3 separate regions of the Mus musculus genome follow, and regions 2 and 3 are each linked to region 1. Evidence: chromatin loops called from intact Hi-C (ENCODE). Cell type or tissue: left cerebral cortex. All regions are shown on one strand. Each heading gives the region's core, and the rest is flanking DNA. Links, peaks and the distances in the headings are about the cores only.

Region 1 (7,898 bases), core at 1,430-6,429:
TGGCACCTGAAGCAGCAGTTTTGCCATATTCTAGGAGATCCACGAGAGTTGAGAGGTGGAATTCTTGGCTGTGTCTGTCTCCGGTGCCTGCTCCTTTCAGTGGGCTAAGACAAGTAGCTACATGGCAGCCACCAGGGGTTAGGGATAGACCAAGGCCACATAATCCTTAGAAGCTTCCCTGGAGAACCTGTATGTTCTCATCTCTGCAATTCCCTGGGCCTCTGTTTCTCCATTCTGCTTCAAAGATCAGAAAGGTAAGTGGATTCAAGTGAGGGATCCACTCAGGTGATGTTCAGGAAAGACCCAGAGGCAATCATCCTATGACTTGCTGAATGCAAGGAGGAACCTTTCTCAGTGTGTCCTCTCTGACCTGATCATAGGCATTATCTGCCTAGTTATATGTGAACAAGGCCTAGCAATTGTATTAAGTCATTTTAGTGCTTTGTAAGCTCCAAGGGAGGAAATTAATGGGTAGTCTTACCCAGCTCAATGCCTATAAATCATGACAATAGCTGGAATACCAAGATATCCACAATGCTGTAATAGTGGCACTTGCATTCTGAGGGTAACCAACAGCTGTCTAATTGGACTCAAGGCCTGTGCTCAACAGGAGAGAATTCAAGCCTGTTACTGTAAAAACCTAGCCAGCTGCCCAATGTTGGAGAGATAATACAGACCCAAGAGGAGAACCTCCTACTGCCATTTTCCTAAACCAATTAAATATACATATCTCTCACCTATCAAAGAAACTTTTTTTTTTCAACAGATGAAATGTAAGAAAAAAAATCATCCTGGGGTGCCCAGCCCCAAGACATAGCTGTAACACTCCTAAAGCTCAGGGAAAATCACCCAAGAGGGAACAGAAAGAATGTAAGAGCCCGAGGCTAGGGACGCCTGTTGATAGGTCACATTCCCTAGACATGTCCAGGAAAATGTACCTAGAAACTCTCAAATTATTATTACGAATAAAAAAGAAACGGCACGGTGGCACACACCTTTAATCCCAGCACTTAGGATACAGAGGCAGGCAATCTCTGAGTTCAAGGTAAACCTGGTCTACAGATTTAGTTCCATGACAGCCAGGGCTACACAGGGAAACCCTGTCTCAACAACAACAACAACAACAACAACCCCCAAAACCCACCACTACCATCAAGTCCCCCAAATAAAACCAAGATAGTAATGGTGATGATGTATGATGTCTAAAAAGTCTCTAACTATTGAAGGACAGTAACTTCAGATTCCCCTGGGAAAGCAACCCACTTACTACCTAGTCCAGTTCTCTCAACGTGCCTGACTGCACAAATGTCCCTGCCTAACCCACTGGAATTCCCAGAAAAGGCTGAGAGCATGTCTGCTGAGGGCAAAGTATCAGAAGAGGCCAGAGGGAGTATTCTACTTCCACAAGGCGGTTGGTTGGCTCAGGTTAAGGCTCCACACACCTCAAACGTGGAAAGGACAACAAGTTAACTCTGTGTCCTTGCAACATCTAGTCATGCCTGGTGGTTGTGAAAGCATTACCTGACTCTTCTGACCAAGGCAATCTGCACAGGCAGGATATGAAAGGACAACAGATGTGGAGAAAGCTATACACTGCCAGGAACCACTTCCTTTCTTTCTTCCTTTTGCTGGTGCATGCCAGCCAAGTACTTTAGAACAATGCTACCTGTCTGTACTGGCAAAGATATTCATACTCCTTTTATGGTGCAAACAGTTCCTACACACAAAGCTGAATCAACACTATAAACAAGCAAAATAAATAAAACAAAAACAAACAAACAACCCTCCCCCCAAAAGCTCAAGCAGAAAATAGCACAAACATTTCAGAGTGATATGCGTTGCCCACCCAAGGATAGGATAGATAACTCAGCTCCACTAAACCATTTGCAAAGATTTCTTTCAAGTCAGACTATGTGTACAAGTCAAAGTTCATTTCTCCTGCCCCATGAGACCTGTGGTTAGTTCAGTGAATGCCTAGCAGTTCACTCTAGAGCAGAAAGAATTTAGGTTAGAGGTAAAAGAAGCCTGTGTCTTAGACCGAAGTTTCTAGGCCAGGAAGTGCTCAGAGGAGTTGCTCGAAATTATGGGAGTCAGCTGGTACTTTCGAGGTTACAGGGTTAAGGACTAAGCAGTGAAGTGAACGACCACCCGCGTTTTGTAAGGAAATTATGCGTCCGTTTTTGGGTCACAATCGCTTAGGCCTGCTGCCCAGGCAGGGGTGATAGCTCCCATTTCTCTATGCTCTGGTTCTTGCACAGGCCCATATATACCCACATATACTTAATTTCCGTAACGTGCACAGCTATGGGTCCTGAGCGGCACTGTAGCCACAGGCGCTCTCCCCGAGGCTCTGGAGAAACTGACCAGAACTCCCACCTCCCGGCTCCCGAGCCCAAAAATCGATGCTCACGTTGCTTTGAGTGGAGAAAACACCATAGGGCAGGTTTTGGATGGGAAAGTCGGAGTCCTCGGCCACTGGAATAAAGGACATGCTGACGAGCACCGGGCAGCAGAGCCCACGGCGGGTAGGGGGTTGGCTAACGGGACTATGCTTAGGGCAAGGATCAGACTAGCCGAGGGCCTTTAGATTCAGGGACCGCCCCGAACCCCGGGCTGCCCTTCCTCCAGCCAATACCCGGTACCACCTGGCACACACCCCTACCCGCCCCACTGGGACCGCCTCCCCACCCTAGTGATTCTTTTAGCACCCGCCCCGGAACCGCCCCACACCCTTCCCTCCTTCCCTACCCTGGGTCCACCCTCCGTACTATCCAGCACCCGCCCCGGGCCACCCCATTCCCACGCCTCTCGACTGTTCCGCATCCTTCCTGGCCAGCCCCTGCCTTGGAACCACCCGGTACCCGCCCTGAGACCACCCCGTTTTCTTCTCGGGCGACCTCTACGAGTCCAGGACCGCCTCATCGGTCTGGATATACAAGACATTCTCCTCATCCTCCCTAGATGTGCCCGGAGCCCTGGGATCTTCCCGCCTTCGCCCCGCCCCAGATGTGCCCGGAGTCCTGGGGTCACCCCACCCTCATCCTGCCCCCGAGATCCCGTCGTGTCCACGCCCTGCCTTTCCCCCTCACCCCACCCCCCCCCATCTCCATCCCGGAACTGTCAGACCGTTCCGCCCCTATGTCTAAACCTCCCCCTTCCGGGTCCAGCACCTGGATCCAGGTATTGGTCTCACCTAAAATGCCCAAGACCCAAAGCCCCGCCCCAGTAGGTGCTTTATTTCCATAATCTCTGAGGCCTCGCCCTTTTGCAAAACCGCCCAGCCTCCCTTATGAGCCAAGCTTTTTCCCTGACCCCACCTCCAGAATGCAAATTGGGATCCACCCAGTGACCCCATTCTTTTGTCTGGGACTGCCTCTGGCTCCTGTGGTGTCACTGGATACTGCAGAGGATTTGTCCCCAGTTCATCTGCCTGTGTAGCCTTGCTCAGTCAGGGTCCAGAGACCTTGCCCTGAGCACTGGTGAAAGATGGAGTTGGAGCCAGCGTCTAGAAGTGTGACACGCCTGCGTTAACGTCTTGGTGTTCTGCCTGTGCTTTCTTCCGTACAGTACTAGTGGGGAAGGGGGTCTACTTCACAGTAGAAACAAGAATTCGATTAGTTAATGATAGTTGACTTCCAAATGAAAGAGCGGGAGGAAGACCTATGGACTCTGGGACCAGAGATGTTAGAAGTTTGGCTAGTTACTGACTAGAAACGTGGGCGTCCATGATAAAGTGAGATCTCACGGGAGTACCCCGCAGACTGGGGCCGTGTTCGTGCAAATGCTTCAGAAACACAATCTGATAAAATAAAAACGGGTTATTTAAATTCTTTTTTGTATTGTGGAGACATGACTTATGGCCTAAACTGTGATCTATTTTAGAGAAAGCTCTGCTGAGAATTTGTGCTTTCTGGCTGTTGGAGGGTGTAATGTTTAATATTGTCAACTTCACTATCATATTTAGAATCACCATGGAATCACATCTCCACGTGTCTGTGTGTTTCCAAAAGGTTAAATGAATGTATGCAGCATCACCTCTTGGACTGGAGGCCTTGAATAAATGATAGGAACATGGAGTTGGATAGCTGTATTCATCTTCTTCTGCTTCCAGGCTGTGATTTAGTGTGATCAGCCTTCTCCCCAACCCTGCGTCATGCCCTCCTAGTTCCCTTCCCTAGTATGGAGGGCCTGTATCGCCTCAAACTATAAGCTTAATCTTTCCACCCTTAAATACTTCTTGTCAAGTATTTGGTCACAGCAATGAGAGTAGTAATGAATACAGATGGAATATTCTGGAGATGTTTGTTAGGTTGGTTTAATCTAAATTGAACTCTAAATCTACTTTATTGAGTTTTAGTCTGTATGACCTACCTACTGATGAGAATGGCGTAGCAAAATCACCCAAGATAATTGTATTGGAATCTGTTCTTATTAAATCATTGGTGTTTGTTTTATAAAACGGAGAGCTCTATCCAAACTTTAGTGCATGCTTATGATTGTTATATTTATGATTTTTATTAATCTGTAAAGTAATCTTTTTATTAACAAGTAGTGCCTTAGTCTTTTCTAGTTTTGGTTTGACATCTACTTTATCAATTATCAGAATAGCAAAGTCTACTTCTATTCATTTGGTAAACTGAGTGGTGCCAGACAGGTATATTTCTTGAAAACAAGAGACAGTTGAATCTTGTTTTTTAGTCCCATCAACAAGTATACCTCTTTGAACTGAGAAAGATGATTTACTTTAGGTAATTGCTATAATCATTATTATTATTTGTTTTTTGGAGTCAAGGTTCTCCTTGTGGTGCTGAGGCTGCTCTGGAACTCACTAAGTAGTCCAGGCTAGTTTCAAAGTTGTGGCTACCTTTCTACGGGCATCATCATGCCTAACAATTCAGGCTATTATTGAGGCATACTAATGCCTATAAATTTTGTAGTGTTTTTTCTGATAGGTTGGGGTGTTCATTTTTCCCCATTTGAATTCGGAGTTTGCTTACTTACTGTGTTGGGCACAATAGATAGTTCCCTAGTTCTCCTTTGCTAACATATTCCTCTCATGAAATTTATTCTTTACTGTGTTTGGCTTGCTTCTTTCACTCTGTGTTCAGGATTCTCCAAGTATACTCTGTAGTGCTGCTGGCTTAGTGGTCATTAATTGCTATTATTTGTCCTTGTCTGAAATGACCATATTCTCCCATCAGTTTTAAAAGATAGTTTTGATAGGTTAGCAGTTATTTAATTCAGGATTTGAAATCTCTCATTCCATGCTTTTCTGACTTTCCAGGTTTTCTGTTGAGAGGGTCTGATGTTATTTTGATACATTTGTTTTTGTAGCTTGATACTTTTTTCTTCTTTCAGTGTTGTTTCTTTTGTACTTTTGTACATTGTATAATGAATTTCTCAGGGCAATGCCCCTTGCATTTGTTTTTCATGTAGTATCAATTTTTTTCCCTGTAATTTCATTAAGCACATTCTCTGTGTTTTTAGTTACTTCAGACCCTTCCACCCCATGGATTCTTAGATTTGGTTTCTTATTTACCAGAGTTCTTGTAAGTTGTGTCATGTTTTACCTCTTTTCTTCCTTCCTTCCTTCCTTCCTTCCTTCCTTCCTTCCTTCCTTTTTCTTTCTCTCTCTTCCACCCTCCCTTTTTTCTTTCTTTCTCCTCTCTCTCTCTCTCTCTCTCTCTCTCTCTCTCTCTCTCTCTCTCTCTCTCTCTTTCAGCATTTCTTTAATCCCAGCACTTGGGAGGTAGAGGCAGGTGGATCTCTGTCAGTTTGAAACCAGCTTGGTTTATGTAGTGAGTTTTAGGCCAGTCATGGCTACATAGTGAGATTCTATCTCAAAACAAACAAAACTCTCAATTCTCTTGCTGAATTTCTTATCCATTTTGTTTACTTTTTCATCTCTGTTGCTGACTCTTCTCCCGGTCCTGGAAGCATTCCCTTCCTTCATCTGGTTATCTGTATACTCCCTGAAGACATTAACCATTTTTCACTTGTAAACTCTTCAAACCTTCATCCAGATTTTACCTACTCCCGTCCCCCATGTATATATGTGTATGGCGGTCTCATGTAATCCTTGTTGGTTGGCCTCAAACTTACTATGTATCTGAGGGTTCTCTTGAATTCTTGATCCTCCAAAGTCCACCTTCCGAATTTTGAGGTTACAGGTGTGTACCACCAAGTCTGGGAATGTGGTGCTGGGGGGATAAAGGGCAAGTGGTCTACCAACTGAACTATGTTGTCAGCCCATCAACTCAAAATTACCCTACTAGATTCTAGAAGTGTCACCTGTAAGTCTGCTTTGTTTTATGAAAGGTTCAAGGTTTATATCTGTACTCATTTTTGCTGTCTGAATGCCTAGTCACCTCTTACTGCTGGTTGAGAAGGCCCTTCATCAAAGGGTCTTTCTCTCCTCTGTGAGACCAGTTTATTATGGTATGTTAATGTATTTCTGTTGCCAGTGTGAGTCTTCTTTATGGAATCAGTGTGGTTAAATTTTGGAGTCTGTGTCAATTTTCACCTTGCGGGTTTTTTTTTTAATTAGTTATTCTGGACCTGTTTAATCATACTGATCCAAAATTTAACTTGCTGGGATTACTGGGATTGCACTGAGTTTACCAAGCAGAGTGGAGAAGAACAGACTGAGTCTCCCCAGCACTGACTATGGACCAGCTCTCCTGTTCTCTTCATCTTTGATTTCTCATTAGTTTTTTAATTTTTTTCCTGACATAATTCTTACACTTACCTTTACTTAGACCCACAACTAAGTATCTTTTTTGAAGGTAAAGCAAACTTAATTCTTTATTCAAAATGTTCACGCTGGTATGAATACTGACATGTTTATATAATCTTAACATAGTTGCTTCTAGTTACCAGAGTTATGCTATTTCTTTTAGATTTTTCTAGATAGATGGCATGTGAAATGCAAATGAATGCAGGTTCTCTCTTCCTTCCCAATATGAGCTTTTCCTAGTATAAAAAATAAGCAATATGAAATAGTATGGAAGGATGGAACACTTTTACTTGTGCTTCAGAGGTTAAGTATCCATTTTTAATATATTAGGAGGTTTGGGATACAGTTTCCCTTTTCTTTTAATCTATAAAGTTTCTTTATATTCCTAGGATTTTTTTTTCTAATCATGAATGGTTGTTGGATTTTTCTATCTATATTAATATAATGATGATTTTCTTAGATTGATGTGGTATCAGAAAGACATCTAGCCCTGTAGACCAAGAATAAATCCTGCCTCATTATGGTATATACTTAAGTATATGGTATATACTTTTAGGTTCAAAGTTTTGTTAAGGACTTTTGCACTAGCATTTATGAGAAGTAGCTGTCTGGTATCTCACAATGTATTTGACAGAATACTAAATATATTCTCTCAGAGCTGGGGAGATGTCTCAGTGGATAAGGACACTTGCTGCCCTTAAACAGAACCTGAATTTGGTTCCTTGTAATTCCACTTCCAGAGGACCTGATGCCCTCCTCTGACCTCTGCAGGTAGTAGGCTGCAATGAGGTGATGTATGGTTTGTGTGTTCTGGGCCCAGGGAGTGCCACTGCTAGGTGTGGCCCTGTTGGAGTAGGTGTATCAGTGTGGGTGTGGGTTTTAAGACCCTCATCCTAGCTGCCTGGAAGCCAGTATTCTGCTAGCAAACTTCTCTCAGGTCAGCCTTCATCAGGCCTACCTGGACACTTATTCTCCCACTTTGATGATAATGAATTGAATCTCTGAACCTGTAAGCCAGTCCCAATTAAATATCCTTGTAAAAGTTATCTTGGTCATGGTGTTTGTTCACAGCAGTAAAATCCTAAGATAGGTACACAAACATATGTGCATGCAAAATATTCATACATGTAAAGTTTTCAATTTTTTTTAAAAGCAAGCATTC
Region 2 (7,898 bases), core at 676-5,675, 82 kb after region 1:
CTCAGGGGTTCAATACTCATTTCTGGACACCTCCCCACCCTCAAGAAACCAGTGTTCACTCCATGTACACACACAAACACACACACACACACACACACACTCTTACTTTTCAGATGAAATAAAAATGTAAAAGTAATAACCAAGATATTTTAAAAATTCAATGAAGTAAACAGGGGTTAGGAGAGAGGAGAAAGGAGGAAGGCCTATAAGCAAATACAAGGGAAATGAAGAGCCAGAAAAAATATTTGCAATACAGAGTAAAAGACTGCTATCCTAGACAGATAAAAGGCACAATAAAAAAGATCTTACAAGTATAAACACTGAATCATGGCCAATCTGAACTAGGACACGCTGCAGGTAGATGGTACACATCAGCTCCAGAAGTGCAAAATAGCCCACAAATAATCTCTCACATTCACCGCATATTCAAAGTACTGCATCTTAGGTTAAATCAAAATATATTTCACTGCCTTTCTCTTGTCCTAGGGCCACGAGAAAATTTTAAATTAACATGGCTCAGATTTGCAATTTGCATTCATTTCTATTGGCACAACCAGTGTAGGTTATATAAACCACAGTAAAACTGTGTCTGAATTTTATCTCATGGATCGAAAAGTCACTGAAGGACTTTGAGCCTAGGACTATCATATCTATAAACACATTCAGGGCTGGCAAGATGGCTTAAGTGGGTAAAAGTTCTTGCTGGGCAAGCCTGAGACCTGAGTTTGATCCCAAGAACCCATGTAAACATAGAAGAAACTACAAAGTTGTTCTGACCTCTACATACACACATTTCACTTCACTTTACATCATATCACATACATACACACCCACACACCCAGAGAGAGAGAGAGAGAGAGAACACACACACACACACACACACACACACACACACAAACATCTTCTAGACACTAGAGCAACCAGCACAGACTATAGGGAGCAAAACCTGAAGGAAGGGTAACAATTAGATGAGTACGATTATCATCTTCTATAAAACAAAGGAGTGGGGACATTACATTTGGAGTAAGTTTTGAAAGTGGAGCCAGCCTATCCACATTTAGAACCCTTAGAACACCTAGACTCACACTATCCTGCCTCAGTCTCTGGAGTAGCTGGGACTACAGTGGCATAAACAAGACACACACACACACACACCCTACACACTTTGATAAAAATTTTAAGAAAAAATTTGAAATGCTTATAAAGACTTTAAAATGAATGTTCATGTGCATTGACTCAGCATCGGTACCAAGACTGAATCCTAAAGAAACATGTAGTAGCTTAGGAGATACAAAATACACAGGAAGACCACAGGTATGCTTGACAAAATGTTAATTAACAATGCTTATCTGTGGAAGTACTTGTGTTCCTACACATCTTCAAAATGTGGGAGAAATCCCCAAACTCTCTGTCAGTGTGATTTGTAGTAAAATATAGAACTAAGTTTTAAAAGCAGAAGCAACTACACTATAAAAACAAAACATCTGCAAGCTACAAACATCAAAAAAATGCCCCCTAGCCAGATGTGGTGGCACACGCCTTTAATCCTATCACTGGAGACAGTTGACTGGGGGAATCTCTATGAGTTCCAGGCCAGCCTAGTCTATATAGAGAGTTCTAGGCTTTATAGTGAGACCCTATCTAAAAAAATTAAAAAGCTCCTCTCTCATGCCTTCAACAAGTTATTCAAAGCATACACACACATGCGCGCACACACACACACACACACACACACACACACACACAAAGGAGCAAAATTAAAAAATTAAAGACATTTGTCTAGAGCAAACCCTAGGACATTCTTAAACCTAAAAAATACTTCAATGTGTGGTTGACAAGTCTTGAAAAACTTAGTACACTCACATAGTCTTCTCAAAAGTGGCGGAGGGTCACGTGGGTCCTAATGTTTCCCTTAAAGGATCTGCTCTCTGACACTCTCCCTCCAACAAAGCCTGTGCCAACTAGGCAGACAAAGCTTACTCCAAGTTTCTTTTGCAAGACGGACGGTTTTAAGGCAAAGAAGACTCCTCAATAACCTGCCAGAGACTGCAGGGAGGGGAGGAGTGGTGGAGAACAGACAGGGTGGCTTCACAAAACATGGAGTTTTCTCCCACTTGCTGGTTTTGCCCTGAGAAGTACCAAAGGGTGCCAAACTTTCCACAGCCGGTTTGAAGGGATTCGGTGTAGAGATTAACAGAAATCTTAGTTCCTCATGCAAACATAGCAACTAGGAACCAGTCACAAGAACAGTGAGTCTTCCTGATTAAAGGAAGGAAGCAGAATCGTAACGTTTTCATCTCTATTTTATTACTGATTGCCTACAACTTTCTACCACGATCTACAGTATTTACTTTTCGACAGGCAACTTGGGCAACAACAGCTGCAAGAAGAAAAGTTCCCAGAGTACACTTGTTAGAAGCAAAACAAGAAACACCATCGAAACACTGGGGTGAAGGGAGGAACACAGCATTAAGAAACAATGAAATGGATGAACCACAACCATACACTATCTGTCCAAAGTTCAAAGGGCAAGGAACCTAAAGTGACACTGTTTGAAGAGATTAGTGTGTGACAAAACTAATTTTTAAAAGGCTAGAGAATGAGCAAATCCACCGAGTCTAGAATGTTTATTTACCTCAGTAAGAAACAGTAAACTGGGTTAGGCCAGATAAGAAACTCGTGAACACATACAAGTTTGAGTAATGTTCTAGTTCTGGCTCTGGAGTGAGGAGTCTGAAAGTTTATGTTTTCTCTCTTTATAGTACATTGTGTTGTGTATTCTCCCAGGACTGACCATTACTTTAAAAACTTTGTGATATAACTCATATTGTGAGTTTTGACATTAACACAGGAAAGTATGGCTGCAGTCAAAACAGCAATCAAGCCTGAAATTTTCCTATCTGTGCCTATTACCCCTCTTACATGTTTGTCTCCCCGCCCCACCCCACCCCCACCCCGAGACAGGGTTTCTCTGTGTAGCCCTGGCTGTCCTGGAACTCACTGTGTAGAACAGGCTGGAATCCGCCTGCCTCTGCCTCCCAAGTGCTGGGATTAAAGGCGTGCGCCACCACGCCCGGCTTACGTGTTTTTTAAATGTTAAAAAAAAAAAAAAAAAAAGGAAAAAGGAAAAATTAAGACAATGTCTTTTCTCCATTTAAATGTTCATGGTTTACCAAAAAATTGTCCCCGCAGGCCTGGAAATAATACATAAAACAGCAATTGCCATAAAATACTTCATAAATAATCTCAAAAGCCTACGTGGCATTTTAATTAGGAAAAGGATAAATTTCGAATATAGTTTGAAAGTGACGTTTAATTTCGGTTTTCGGAACCACTAGGTGCTGACTACCAAGCTAGTTAGCATGCACGGCTTGGAGGTGACCCCAAGGCCCCAGTTCCCACAAACGCCTGACAATTCTGGATGATGATGGCAAATCACTGAGTTCTGATAGAGTTAGATTGACTTCAGACGCCACACTCCGTGTAGCTTGTTTACGCATCCAACAGTGAGAAACTTGAAAACGCTCTCAGAGGAGCAGAGAGCTTGGAATCCCGGAGACTCCCTCTGAGCCTTCTCTAGCCTCAGCCTACCAAAGGGACGTGAGGACGCTGCCCGGCGTGCGGCAGCTGCTCCGGACTGGCCCCAGGCGCGCCCACCCCGACCCCGAGCTCAGCGCGCGCCCGGGGAGCCCGGGACCGCGCCCCACCGGGACCGCGCCCTCCGCTCGCCACTGCGAGGCCACCTGCTGCGCCGCCCGCCGCTTCCGGCTCCCAGGCCGCCCGGAGGCTGCGCCCACCGCTGCCCGCACTCCTCACCTGGCGGCGGCCCTCTCCGCCGGACGCGCTGCCGCCGCCGCCTCTCGCCGCCGCTGAGAGTGAGGACAGGTGAGGCCGCCAAACCCCCACTCGCTCCCGGCCCGCCGCCGCCGGCCCTCCGTCCGCTGTTTATTAAACTTTTCTGTTTGGCTGCTCGGCCTGTGACGCGGCCTCAAGGGAGCGCCCGCGATTGGCTCTCAACGCGCGCTGACGCGGCAGTCCCAGCCCGCTGCCTAATTATGACCGGCCCGGGCGGGGCCGCGGGCCGGAGGCGGCGTGGGGGCGGGGCCGGATCTCGGAGAGTGCTATTATTGGTCAAGGCATTTGAGGGGCGTGGCACAGAGGCGCTGCTTTTCTCTCGGCCACGCCCCTGCCTCGGCCAGGTCAGCGGGCTAGGTTAGCTTTTTGATGTTGCCTCAGGAGCAAGAGGGCTCTGGTGCAGACTTGGGGGACGGCGAGGGGATGGGGTGTCTGATGACGTAGCTCCGGGCTCTGCATCCTCCCAGGGATAGACTACCCTTGTCTAGAGCTGGTGTTCCACCTGCGTAGTTTGAGAGACGACATAGATTGAGATTCTGTTGCCCAGGCCCCTAGAAGACCAGGAGGGCCAGCCCAAAGTGCCAGGTCTGAACTCTGCCCTGTCCTGAACCACGATTTACAGAGAGCGAGACCTGAGGCGTGTGTGCTCGCTTGTGTAATACACACCTACACGCCTGGACTCGGGAAGCCCCCTGGACCTTCTCGCGGAAGCGGTAGATTCTAGTCCAGCAGCCCTGCACAGGTTGTGCGGGAGAAGTGGGGGACAGCTCTCCTGAGATTTCCCCAGCCCAAACAGGATTGCCTAGAGTCCTGTCTTTATTTGAAATTATGTTATTTTGTTAGTCTTGGGGTTGTGCCTTTTGGTGTTTTACAATGTTTATCTTTGTCACTGTGCTCTCTTTACCTATTTCCCTGAAATTTCTGCCCTATTTTTACAGTAATAGGGGCTCATGGTCACAAGGTTGAGATACGGCTAACCATGTGTGGTTTGGGCTGCTTTCTGTAATCCTGTAGAATAAGGAGGAGACAGAATAGAGGACATGGTGGAGGTCAGGTAGAATTCTTTGAAGAAAAGGTGGCATTTGAAAAATTCTTATGACTTCATGGAAAACGAAAGGAAGTGTTCCTGAAGAGGGCTTGGGAGAAACACACAATGCTCTTGTGAGGTGACAGACAAGTTTCTGGGGCAGGATATTCTAAAATAAATCACCAAAGCTAAGCCTGGCCAGCCACCGTGGCCCAGGCCTTTATACTTTCAGCATGGAGAGGCAAAGAAAAATATACCTCTGTGAGTACTAGGTCAGCCTGGTGGATATAGCAAGTTCCAGGGTGACCAGAGCTAAGTAGTGAAACCCAGGGCCAAATAAAATAAAGCTAAGCCTGCTGTTCGAAACCAGAGCAGAACAGAAGGTCCCTACCCAGGGCCTAAGGGTGTTTTTGAGGCACATTCAACCCATTCAAAATTTATATTTAAGGTTGGAGTAATGATTCAGCAGTTAAGAGCACTTACTGCTCTTGTAGTGGTCTTAGGTTGGGTTCCCAGCATCTGCGTGGTGGCTCACAACTGTCAAAACACTCATACACTTGAAAATAAATCTTTAAAGCCAGGTGTGGAGACTCACACCTTTAAACTCAATACTAGGGAGGCAGAGGCAGGTTGATCTCTGTGAGTTCAAGGCCCATCTGATCTACATAGTGAGTTTCCAGACAGGCAAGGCTATGTACAAAACCAAAACCAAAACAACAACAACAACAACAACAACAACACACACACACACACACACACACACTTAGAAACATGGGCTAAAACATCGAGAGGATTTTGCCCAAGAAGATGATCTGTAATAGGGGAGACAAGGCTATAGATAGACTGGGAACGGTTTGAGGTTCAATTATGGCAGGCCTAAAAGGTCAAAGCGAGTAGTTATTTTATTTAGTAACATATAAGAACTTCTTAGACATGAGGAGGGAAGGAAAAGGAAGGGTGGATGGATCCTGACAGCTAAAAGATGCTGCAAGTGTCAGGAATCATTTTCCAGCCTGGAATTCTTTTAGGGTTCACTAGTTTCTGGCCGTTGGGAAGGAAAATTATATGAGAAGAATGTAGAATTTCGTCTAGGGTTTAAATTGTTGCTCAGGCACTTTTTGACTTACTACATTGAGCCATCTCTAATCTTTCTATGTCCTAAGTTTAGTGAGTGATGAAAAGATTTTTCCACCTCTAGAGAGGTAATTCTAATGGAGGGCATGCAAATAAACCTAATAGCAAACATCTGTATGCTGTGAATTATAAGGTGATATGTGACCTAGATGGAGAAGGTAACTATATAAACAGATGCTTGAAGGCTGTTGGACCAGGGACAGTAGTCAGGATAGGCCCCATGGGGAAGAGTAGGTTTAAATAAAATAAGTGGTTAGAGTATCTTGGTGGAGATTCCAGTGTGAGGGATTAATAAGGACCATTCTCAAGCCAGAAACATAGAAAAGGCTTAAGTTAGTGGATCCTGTGACCTGGGAAGATGAAGTTGTGAATCAGGTGGACCTGTGAGGTAATATAAAACTCTTACTATAAATTAAATGGACCAGCACAGGGTTTTAAACAGAAAACATGAAACACCATAAATTTTAAAGGATAATTCTATGTTGAAAGTAGTCTCAAGAACACCAGTGTTAGCAGCAAGACCCCATATGGAAGGTTCTGTGTGACTCCATGTAAGTGATAATGGTGCCTTGCACCCAGGTGGCAACAAGGGTGGCCACAGGAAGAGATCAAATTTGGGACACATTTTAATGGTAGAGCCAACTGTGTTTCCTGATAGGATGGTACATTTTCACTCTATGTGGAATGAAAGAGAGATCAATCGGGTGAAACTGGGTTTTGGCTTGTGCAACTCAGAGGTAGACCAAGACAGAGGTTTTCTTTTTTGTAGACATTGCATTGGGCATTGCCACACATCCAAATAGAAAGGTAAGTGTTGTAGTTGGATATTTGACACTAGGGTTCACAGACGAGTCAAATCCCTAAGTCATTAGAACATAGTAGCTAAACTATGAAAGTGATATGGAAAAATGACTGTGAAGAAAAGCAAGGGATGAGCCCTAGGCATGGGTTTGAGAGTTCACAGACAAGAGCAGAAAGAAGGCAAACACAAAGGGTTAACAGAAATGTGAAAGAACTAGTGATTTAAAAGCCAAGTAAGAGAGGATCAGAGGTGAGGAAGACACAACATCTGGCCCAACACTGAAAGTAAATGTGCCCAGCATGATCTAGGCACCCAGGAACTCCCCCGACCACTGGCACAGGTTCCTTCCAGTCTGAGCCTGTGCCCTGAATAGACCTTGGGTGCCAACTCTACAGCCAGTCCCTCAACACCCAGAAGAAGCTCCACTCCCAGGCAGTCTAACATGCTCAGCACCATAGGATTCCAAGATCTCAGGATCCCAGGAGCTTGGTCACACCAGGATTACAGGGTCCCAGAGGCCCTTGACTCCCAGAAGCTCTGACACACTCAGGATCTCAGGATCACAGGATCACGCAGAGAGATGAACTCTGAGGAGTTCTGACGCAACCAGGATCACAGGAAAGACAGACCCCAGTCAGATATAGCAAAGGCAGGTAGCACTAGAGCTAACCAGATGACGGGAGGCAAGCATAAGAACATAAGCAACAGAAATTAAGGTTACTTGGCATCATCAGAACCCAATTCTCCCAATATAGCAAGTCCTGGATCACATCATCACAACTGAAAAGCAAGATTCAGATCTAGAATCACTTCTTATGTTGGTGATAGGGAACTTTTAAGAAGGTCATAAATATCTCCCTTAAAGAAATACAGGAGAACACAGGTAAACAGCTAGAAGCCCTTAAAGAGGAAATACAAAAATCCCTCAAAGACTTACAGGAAAACACAATCAAACAGGTGAATGAAATGAACAAAACTATTCAATATTTTAAAATGGAAATAGAAACAATAAAGAAATCACAAAAGGAGACATCCTTGGAGTTAGAAAACCTAGGAAAGAGAGATCAGGAGTCATAGATG
Region 3 (7,898 bases), core at 2,322-7,321, 74 kb after region 1:
CTGTCAAGAGTGCTAAATGTTACCGAGGAAGGTAAAAATCCAGGAGGGGAAATAGATCCAGGTGCCTCATAGAGCAGAAGGGAATGTACAGAGATGAGCAGATGGATCTGCTCTTCTCTAGCAAAACACTGACCACAAAACTGCTTCAAGTGAACTCTAATACATCCACACCAAGAAAATCACAGTCATCAAGCAGACTCAGTTATCAGCTCATAAATAAATGCATCCTATGTTACCAACAAGAAGCTTACTTCCTAAAACACAGCCACCCAGGAAAGCATTGCAAAACTCTAAAATCAATACATAACAAAGAAACCTCATAATTATCAAGTTTCTAGGTTGCCTCAAGTTTTACTAATTTACTACCCATTAAAAATTTTCCTTTTATCATTGAAGAAAAAAAAATTACATTTTTAAACATTTTTCCTTCTATCCTAAAAGAATAAAATATGACTATTGGCTTTTTAGATATTTTCCCAACATCTAAATCAATACAAGAATTCTCTTCTCTGTAGTCACAAAATTTTACTCTTCCTCTGAAGCTACGGAATGAAGAGGGCAGTCCTTGTCAACCAGCGACCAATGGAGCAGAGATGCAGGAGAGAAACTGAGAAAGCATTCAGGCTAATCATTTTTCAAAGTTCCAGTGTTCCCCAGAGCACATAAATGAGTAAACCCTTACCTCAGTAACTATTAAAATGTAATCAATAGGCAGTGCTTAAATGGCTGCTAGTAAAATTATTATGTATATAATTATGTTCATCTCTACTTAATGTGGTATGGTTAAATTTTTAAGAAAATTAGACATTTTCTCTAGTTCAGAATAAGGGAAATAAATATTTATGATAGAAATAAAAATTTAAAGGTTTTTTCTTCTATTGCAAACCTGAAGAAATAAAACATGTCTGGGGGGAAAATCATTCACCAACCATAACAAAACAAGTTGGCATTGACTGCCCCCTCCAACCCCCACACCAGCACACTTCTGACTTTCTGGAAACAAACATCAAGACAAGAATACCACTAGCAGCTGTGAAAATGATACTAAGTCATCAGTAAATTAAAAAAAAAATTTACAGGAAAATTAGTTCATTTACAATGCAAAATGAAATCGACTAAGTCAAGCATATATGTGCTATAGTACTGCTATCATTATCTTTACTAAGTAGTTAGTAATTTTGAATTTTGCCTTAAAACAACTTTGTTCTTTATTCTGCAACACTGGTTCACCAGCTCCTCAAGCAGATACAACCTATCACACCTAGAGACTAGCTCCTGACAGGAAGAATCAGCACCACTGGAAAACAAAGCCTGCCCCTAAGCACAGGCATGTCTGAAGCCACTGTGTGTATACAATTGTCTTCTTTACCTTTCACTGAAAACCTGTAGATGCTGGAGAAGTGTTAATACATTATTTTCAACCCTGGAACTACACAGTATAGTTCATCTTACATGTATTTTTAAAGTCTCAAAGTACAGAAACATAGTGACAAAGGCTATTTACTTATTACAAGTTCAGAAACAGGTAATAATTGCTCTCCTTAAGACCTTCTCTAAAACTGTTCCTGGTATATTTTCTTAGATGAAAATGGTCTTTTTGGTATAAGCTTACAGAAGCAACATACACTCAGGAGAGCTGGCACCAAGAAAGCCAGTATAAAATATTAAGCTTTGAACATGCTGAGAGCAATACTCATAATAAATAAATAAAACAGCCAACAGAGATATACAATTGCTCACTAAAGTGGGTAAAAATGTTCCCAATTTCTTTCAGCTAATTTTAATATCAAGAAAATGGGTTTAGATTCATCTATATCTTTAAAAATGGGGTTTAAAATAGGCTATTCGCTTAGACAAAAACTAGCCAACAACTCAGAGCTCCAAAGGCACAATATAACAAAAAATTAAGGGGCTATTCTCAGGGAACCCTGAAGATGTCCTGTGGGCGGCAATAGAAAAAAGCAAAATCTTCCTGGAAAGCAATTTAGCCAGTGAGTGTTGACATCCATTATCTATGTAAGCCTACTCCACAGGAGACTTTTTCCTAAATAAATTACTATTTTGCAAAAAGTAAAGCATTGAAGTATACAGATATACAGTCATTGTAATACCATTTAAAATACTGAAAAATTAAGAACAATCTAAAGGAAAAGACAAAAGACTATATTAATACCATACTAACTCTAGAGGACTGCAAAGCTATCAGAACTAAACAGTTTTAACTTGAGATGTCCAGTACATAATTTTTCACAATTGTTGTAAAATTCAGGAATATAAGCTACAGAGGTAGAAGGAAAATGAGGCCATGCATTGTACTGTGAGCATACATGTGACTTCCTGATTGTACTACAGTATTGCTTTAGCAATAGACACAGGAGAAAAGCATTGATTTTAAATGCTTCGAGTGATCTGGAACAAACAGCACAGCAGACACAAACACCCTGGCTGGGAGGGCTGGGCTGGCACCTGTCCTGACTATTAAAGGGAACTTTTTATACCTTGATTTCTGAGGGCAAAAGGCACAGAGGAAAGAAAGAAAATTTAAAAAAAAAGAAAGAGAGAGAGAGAGAGAATACTGAGGTGTGCTTCCAATTATTCAGGTTAAAAAAGGTTAAAAGATCCACATATACTTTTTTCAAGTTTTGATAGCCCACCTATAGCTCTTAAAATAAAACACTATCCGCTTCCTGTTTTAAAGGGATACTAATCCCTTCAACCTTAAAAAAATGAAATCTAAAGAAAGTTTTATTTTACTATATGTAACATTTATCAATGACTTTTCTACAGACAAAGCTAAAACTGTGAAATATTAAAATGTCAACATACTGCTAAATTTAAAATAAACTGGAGATAAAGGGGGAGTGGTACACTAAGTAAAAAAAAATCAAACACTTGGAATTTCCATTTTTTAAAAAGAACAAATTTCTCATTCTTTTAGCAAATTAACAGTTTAGATTTAAGGAAAATGACAAATAGACCTCCTTAGAATGTCATTTATAAAAACTGACAAATGACTGCTTCAACATCTGATTTAAGAGAAAAGCTTGTTAGTGAAGATGATTTTGATTCAAAGGTTTTTACTGGCACTCACATTCTAAACTAAAAATAATAATAAAGTCAAGTTTGATGCTCTGAGCACCTATTTCCTGTTCAAACAGCCCTTTTGTTCTGCTTCCCTGCTTAATTTTAATGTTCAGTTTGCATCAGAAAATAGAAACAATGACAAAGCCGAGTATACACAAAAGCATAAAGGAGCCAAAGTATAAAGTATAAGATTATTAAAAGATTAGAACAAAAATCCTACCAACAAAACCTCCACAATTTTCTGTTTGCTTCACCTCAGATTAACTTCACTTGAAGCTGTACTCCAAAGCAACCAAACCTGAATACCAAGCTCCACCTCCCGCAATTCTAGTGGCCAGAGAGTCAAATCTCCTCCCTGTTAGTGAGGCTGAGAGCTGTGATTGGATACGACTAATATCCATTATTTTAAAGAACTTTTCCTCGCTAGCAGGTTAGGTTAAACACACTAAACCCCTGGATAAGCTGGTTTCTTAAAGAAACAGGCTGTAATGTTTCAGTTTTCCCATCATAAGCAATTTGCTTTCTTTTGTTTGGGTTAAAATACAATGAAAATTCACAGAATCAACTTTCGTTTACTTGAGGATAAGCTATGCAAGATTCACACTTCTAATATAAATAATGTGGCATTTTCACAGAACCACGGATATAAAGTTATGGTCTAAACAGATTTTCCCTTTTAACAGAGTTCAAATTTTGTCTGAAAAATTGTGAGGATCTACACAAAATTCACTATAAATTTTGCTAAGAACAAACTGCGTGTGTTCTGTAAGACATAGTGAGAGGAACCATTAACTTAAGAAAAAAGAAACAGCATTTAAAAAACAAACCCTAAATGCTAAAACAAACACTCATTTCTAAGCTAAACCCTAAATGCTAAGAGCCACTTCTAAGCTATCTGTCAAATTCACTGAAACAGTCTAGGGTATCAAAACACACTATAAAATTCTCAGTGGCCCTAAAGACTGCTATTTCCTGTTAAAACTGATTATTCACGGCAAAAGGAGATCTAAAGACACAAGGCAACTTGTCTAATGGCACATTCAGGAACAAAGTTAACTTGTTTATTTCACAGTGTTAAGGATCTAACCCAGAGCCTCAAATATGCTAGACAAGCCCCCTGCCATGGGTCCCAGGTAGAAAGTTCAGGGAGGTTTCCGCCACCCTCTCCGGAGTTGTTTTACTTATTTTTGGTTTGTTTGGAACAGAGTCCTTACTATATAGCTCAGACTGGCCCAGAAGTCACTATGTTGTCTTCTAAGCAGGAGGTTGCCTTAGATTCCCAAGTGCTGGGAAGGAAGGAAATTATTATTACCAAATGTAGATGAAATGTGTGTTCCCTTTAAACTATCCAAGGTGCTGTGCATAATGGCATTTTTTACTAGACTCTTAAAGAGACATACACTACAGAGATTCTGACTTTTAAAGAAAAAATTCCTACTGTCAATTATACATGACTACATTTGCTGTACTTTATGGTTTAATTAGAATTACTTACATTTTAGTAGCTTAGCCCAAACTTTTTTTCTGACATTTTAAGCATTACCTGATTCAATAACTAGTATTTAAGATGTTTAGTAAAATACATTTTCCACTTCTACCAATACTTTAACTATAGCTGGTAAAAATAACATAAAAATAAGGCATTTTAAAGGAGTTCTTCTGATTTCCTGATTTATGAGAAAAAGTGAAGCTGGCCTTGAACTCCTCCTCCTACCTCTATCTCCTGAGTTCTAGGATTGCAAGCAAGTAGCACCATGCCTGCTACAACAGTGGGTCTTAAAATGTTTTCAATAAGCTTATGTATTAAAGAATTTTAAATTTAAATTTACTATTTTCAAAGTTCAAAATCTTTCTCAGAGAAAAATTCTATGTTTGAACAGAAAGCCAACAAAATTGTTTTGAATACAAAAAGAAGTCTTTGTAACAAACTAAAAATTCACATAATTGCAACTAGACATGAATATGGAGCAATACCCTGGTGAAGCCCAAACAGCTGCATATTCTATTATGCCCTTTAAGTGGACAAACTGAAAGAGCCAATTCACAGAAGCTTAGTCCCAAGATCCTTTGCAACAACTCATTGCTTTGAATGCCTGGCACTTCATGAGTCAAGTTCAGGTTTTCTTCCTAGTGTGAGACACTCTTGAAAAACAACATTGGAAGAGAAGTACAGGTACAATTATCAAAAAGAAAACATCTAATTTTCAGTGCAGACTGAGGAAGACAGACCAAACTTTTACAAGTGAGAGGGAAAAAAAAGTTAAAAACTGGCAAACAGGATCAGATTGGCAAGAGAGCTCAGCAAGCAAAGGCACCTGCCACTGATCCCTTCTGATCCCCAGGACCTACATGGTGGGAGGAAAGAACTGACTCCTACAAGTAGTACTCTGCCTCCATATGTACTAAGTAAGATAGATATACACTGACATGCACTGAAAATAAATATTCATTTACTTTTTTTACAATTTGGCAAGAATGGAATGAGCAGACAATTTTGAGCACCAAACAAACTACTTCTCTGGGACAATTTCCCTTCAAAGTGAATTACTTGTAAGAAAGACACTAATCATATGTTAGCACAGCGCTAATACTAACACTAGTCTATTACCAAGACAACAGAGGGAAGATGTGAGCTAACTGGGTTGGTACATGCCTGTACTCCCACCACCAGGGAGGCTGAGGCAAGAGGATAACCACAAGTGCAATGCCAGCCTTGACTACATACCAAGATTCTATCTCAAAACCACAAAAACAAAAAAGAAGAGAAAGAACATCAAGGTGATAATCATCATTTTAGGTACATGATTAAAATTAATGTGTTTTAGGCTATGTCTAAAAGCAGATGGCCACAAAAACAAGTACAAGGAAGCCATATTAAACCCAGAAGCTATGCAGTCTAAACTACATGACAACATCGCATGGTTAGAACAAAGAGTCTGCATGAAGCTGTTGAGAAGCTTTGTGTGTGACTACGCCATTTTCTAAATATCAAGTAGTCAGAGAAATATACTGTATATTCTTTATAGGAGTCCAGACATTTTCCCAAACCTAATCAGCTCAAAAAATAAATAATAAAAAAGACAATAAACCACCAATGAACAAAATAAACAACTTGGTCAGACCTGTTTTGATGAAAATAATCCTATCCAGGGCTGGGGGTGGGGAGAGACTAAAAGCACAGTTGGAAAGTACTTGCTCACTATGCACAAAGCCCTGGGATTGATCCCCAGAACCACAGGAATTTCGCTTCCAGGCACTATATACAAGGCATGCCGATAATCCTACCACTCAAAAGGTGGAAACAGGAAGATCAGACATTTATAGTCATCCTTGACTACTAATATATAGTGTCAGGCCTGTCTACACTACAAGAGACATTGTCACAAAACAAAACAAAAACAAACAACCTAAAAAGAATTGTACCCATTCTTACAAAAGCAATCCTGTCATTCTCTCTGGACAGAGCTGGTGATGTACAAAGTCAGGGAAAAAAAAAAAAAAGACACCACCCTCGACTTAAGTGTAACATGCGAGGATCAGTGAGAATAGAGTCTGAAATCAACTATCCAAGTGATAAGGAAAACAATTTTCAAAGCATACTCCCCTGGCAGACACATGTAACCTCCAGCAGTGAGAGATGTGCTTTAATTTGCAACTCTTGGTGTGGTTTATCTTCTTACCAGGGGTGGAAGAGAGCACAAAGTGTGTATGCTTAAGGGGTTGGCCATGGCCCATTCACCCATGAACTGCACACAAAGGAAACATTAAGAAAATTAAGGCAAACTACAGATAGGAAAGAATAATCCAAGCTGATAGAAACACACTCTTTAAAAAGAATCAGTAACCTGCTTTGTTTTAGGTCTATAAAAGGATTAAACAAGGTCACCAATAAGCACAAATTAAATGGGGATCAAAATAAGAAGAAAAAATGTAAGGAAAAACATTCATAATTTCACATATTAAGATGTACTGTTGAGGTTAGAAGCAAAAATTATTTAATAAAAAGGAACATGCACAAAGTAAATGTTCCATGGGTCTAAATGAAACTTCTAGATGGAGAAAAAGAAACTGCTTTTGTTTTCTTGTACCTACTTGGTTGCCTAAACTAGAAAATATAAGTAAAAGACTAAAAGACAAAGATTAATTATCAGATAGCTATCAAAAAGATTATTTTTTTTAAATCACTGCTACAAATAAAGCAATCTTACAATTAATTTTTGAAAAGTAGAAACTGAACAGATAAGTCTCTTGTCACATATCTTGCTTCTGGAGAGGATCCAAATTCAGTGTCTAGTACCAACAATTGGGTGGCTCACAAGTGCCTGTAACTCCAGGGGAGCTAGCTAACATCCTCTTCCAGGGTCCATGGGTACCTACACTCACACATTTACAACACCCTTCCCCACCTGCTGAACACATATACACATATTAGACAATAAAATCATCTTTTAAAAAGAGTCTCTTGTCTGTCAACTTACTGCCTCAGCACTATCTGAACATCATACCACTGGGTACCACTGCCTGCTGAGGATGCCAAGGTCAACAAAATGAACAAAGTCTCTACCTCTTTAGAAACTTGTGAGAAGAGTGAGAACATGTCCAAATAAAATTAACTAGAGCACGCATTTCCAATTTTCTGAGTCAAAGATTAAAATGTAAAAATTCTAACATTTAAATATATCATTATTCAATACACACTTTTTTGTTTGTTTGTTTGTTTGTAGTCCTGGCTATACTGGAACTTGCTATGTAGACCAGCCTGGCCTTGCAAAGATTTGCCTGTCTGTGCCTTTGTGGGCTGGGGATTAAAAATC

Evidence for each region. Hi-C counts contacts between places; a loop is a spot of excess contacts. Peaks named below come from ENCODE experiments on the same cell type or tissue, not always from the same donor. Only the 100,000 strongest peaks of a DNase experiment are listed, where the experiment ranks them.
Region 2: it touches region 1 in a loop (3-fold over the local background); 15 of 42 quality-filtered maps call a loop at or near these places.
Region 3: it touches region 1 in a loop (6-fold over the local background); 18 of 42 quality-filtered maps call a loop at or near these places.

The regions. Positions count from the first base shown.
Region 1 is chr7:84,603,233-84,611,130 of GRCm38, forward strand. Fah (fumarylacetoacetate hydrolase) reads right to left here and starts at 2,710. Exons shown (of 14, transcript NM_010176.4): 1 at 2,411-2,710. The coding sequence starts at 2,491. In left cerebral cortex, for the core only: a CTCF peak has its summit at 3,335; DNase peaks (open chromatin) are centred at 2,720, 3,349 and 3,750; H3K4me3 peaks cover 1,956 bases; H3K27ac peaks cover 1,787 bases.
Region 2 is chr7:84,685,930-84,693,827 of GRCm38, forward strand. Zfand6 (zinc finger, AN1-type domain 6) reads right to left here and starts at 4,028. Exons shown (of 7, transcript NM_001360578.1): 1 at 3,817-4,028. It overlaps 2610206C17Rik (RIKEN cDNA 2610206C17 gene), which reads left to right and starts at 3,711. Exons shown (of 5, transcript NR_038175.1): 1 at 3,711-3,885. In left cerebral cortex, for the core only: a CTCF peak has its summit at 3,366; a DNase peak (open chromatin) is centred at 4,068; H3K4me3 peaks cover 1,925 bases; H3K27ac peaks cover 1,078 bases.
Region 3 is chr7:84,676,006-84,683,903 of GRCm38, forward strand. The region is part of intron 1 of Zfand6 (zinc finger, AN1-type domain 6); the gene reads right to left. Among named protein-coding and RNA genes, the nearest start is that of 2610206C17Rik, 9.7 kb to the right of the region's middle. In left cerebral cortex, for the core only: no CTCF peak of the experiment used is centred there; DNase peaks (open chromatin) are centred at 3,434, 4,201 and 5,137; H3K4me3 peaks cover 1,725 bases; H3K27ac peaks cover 752 bases.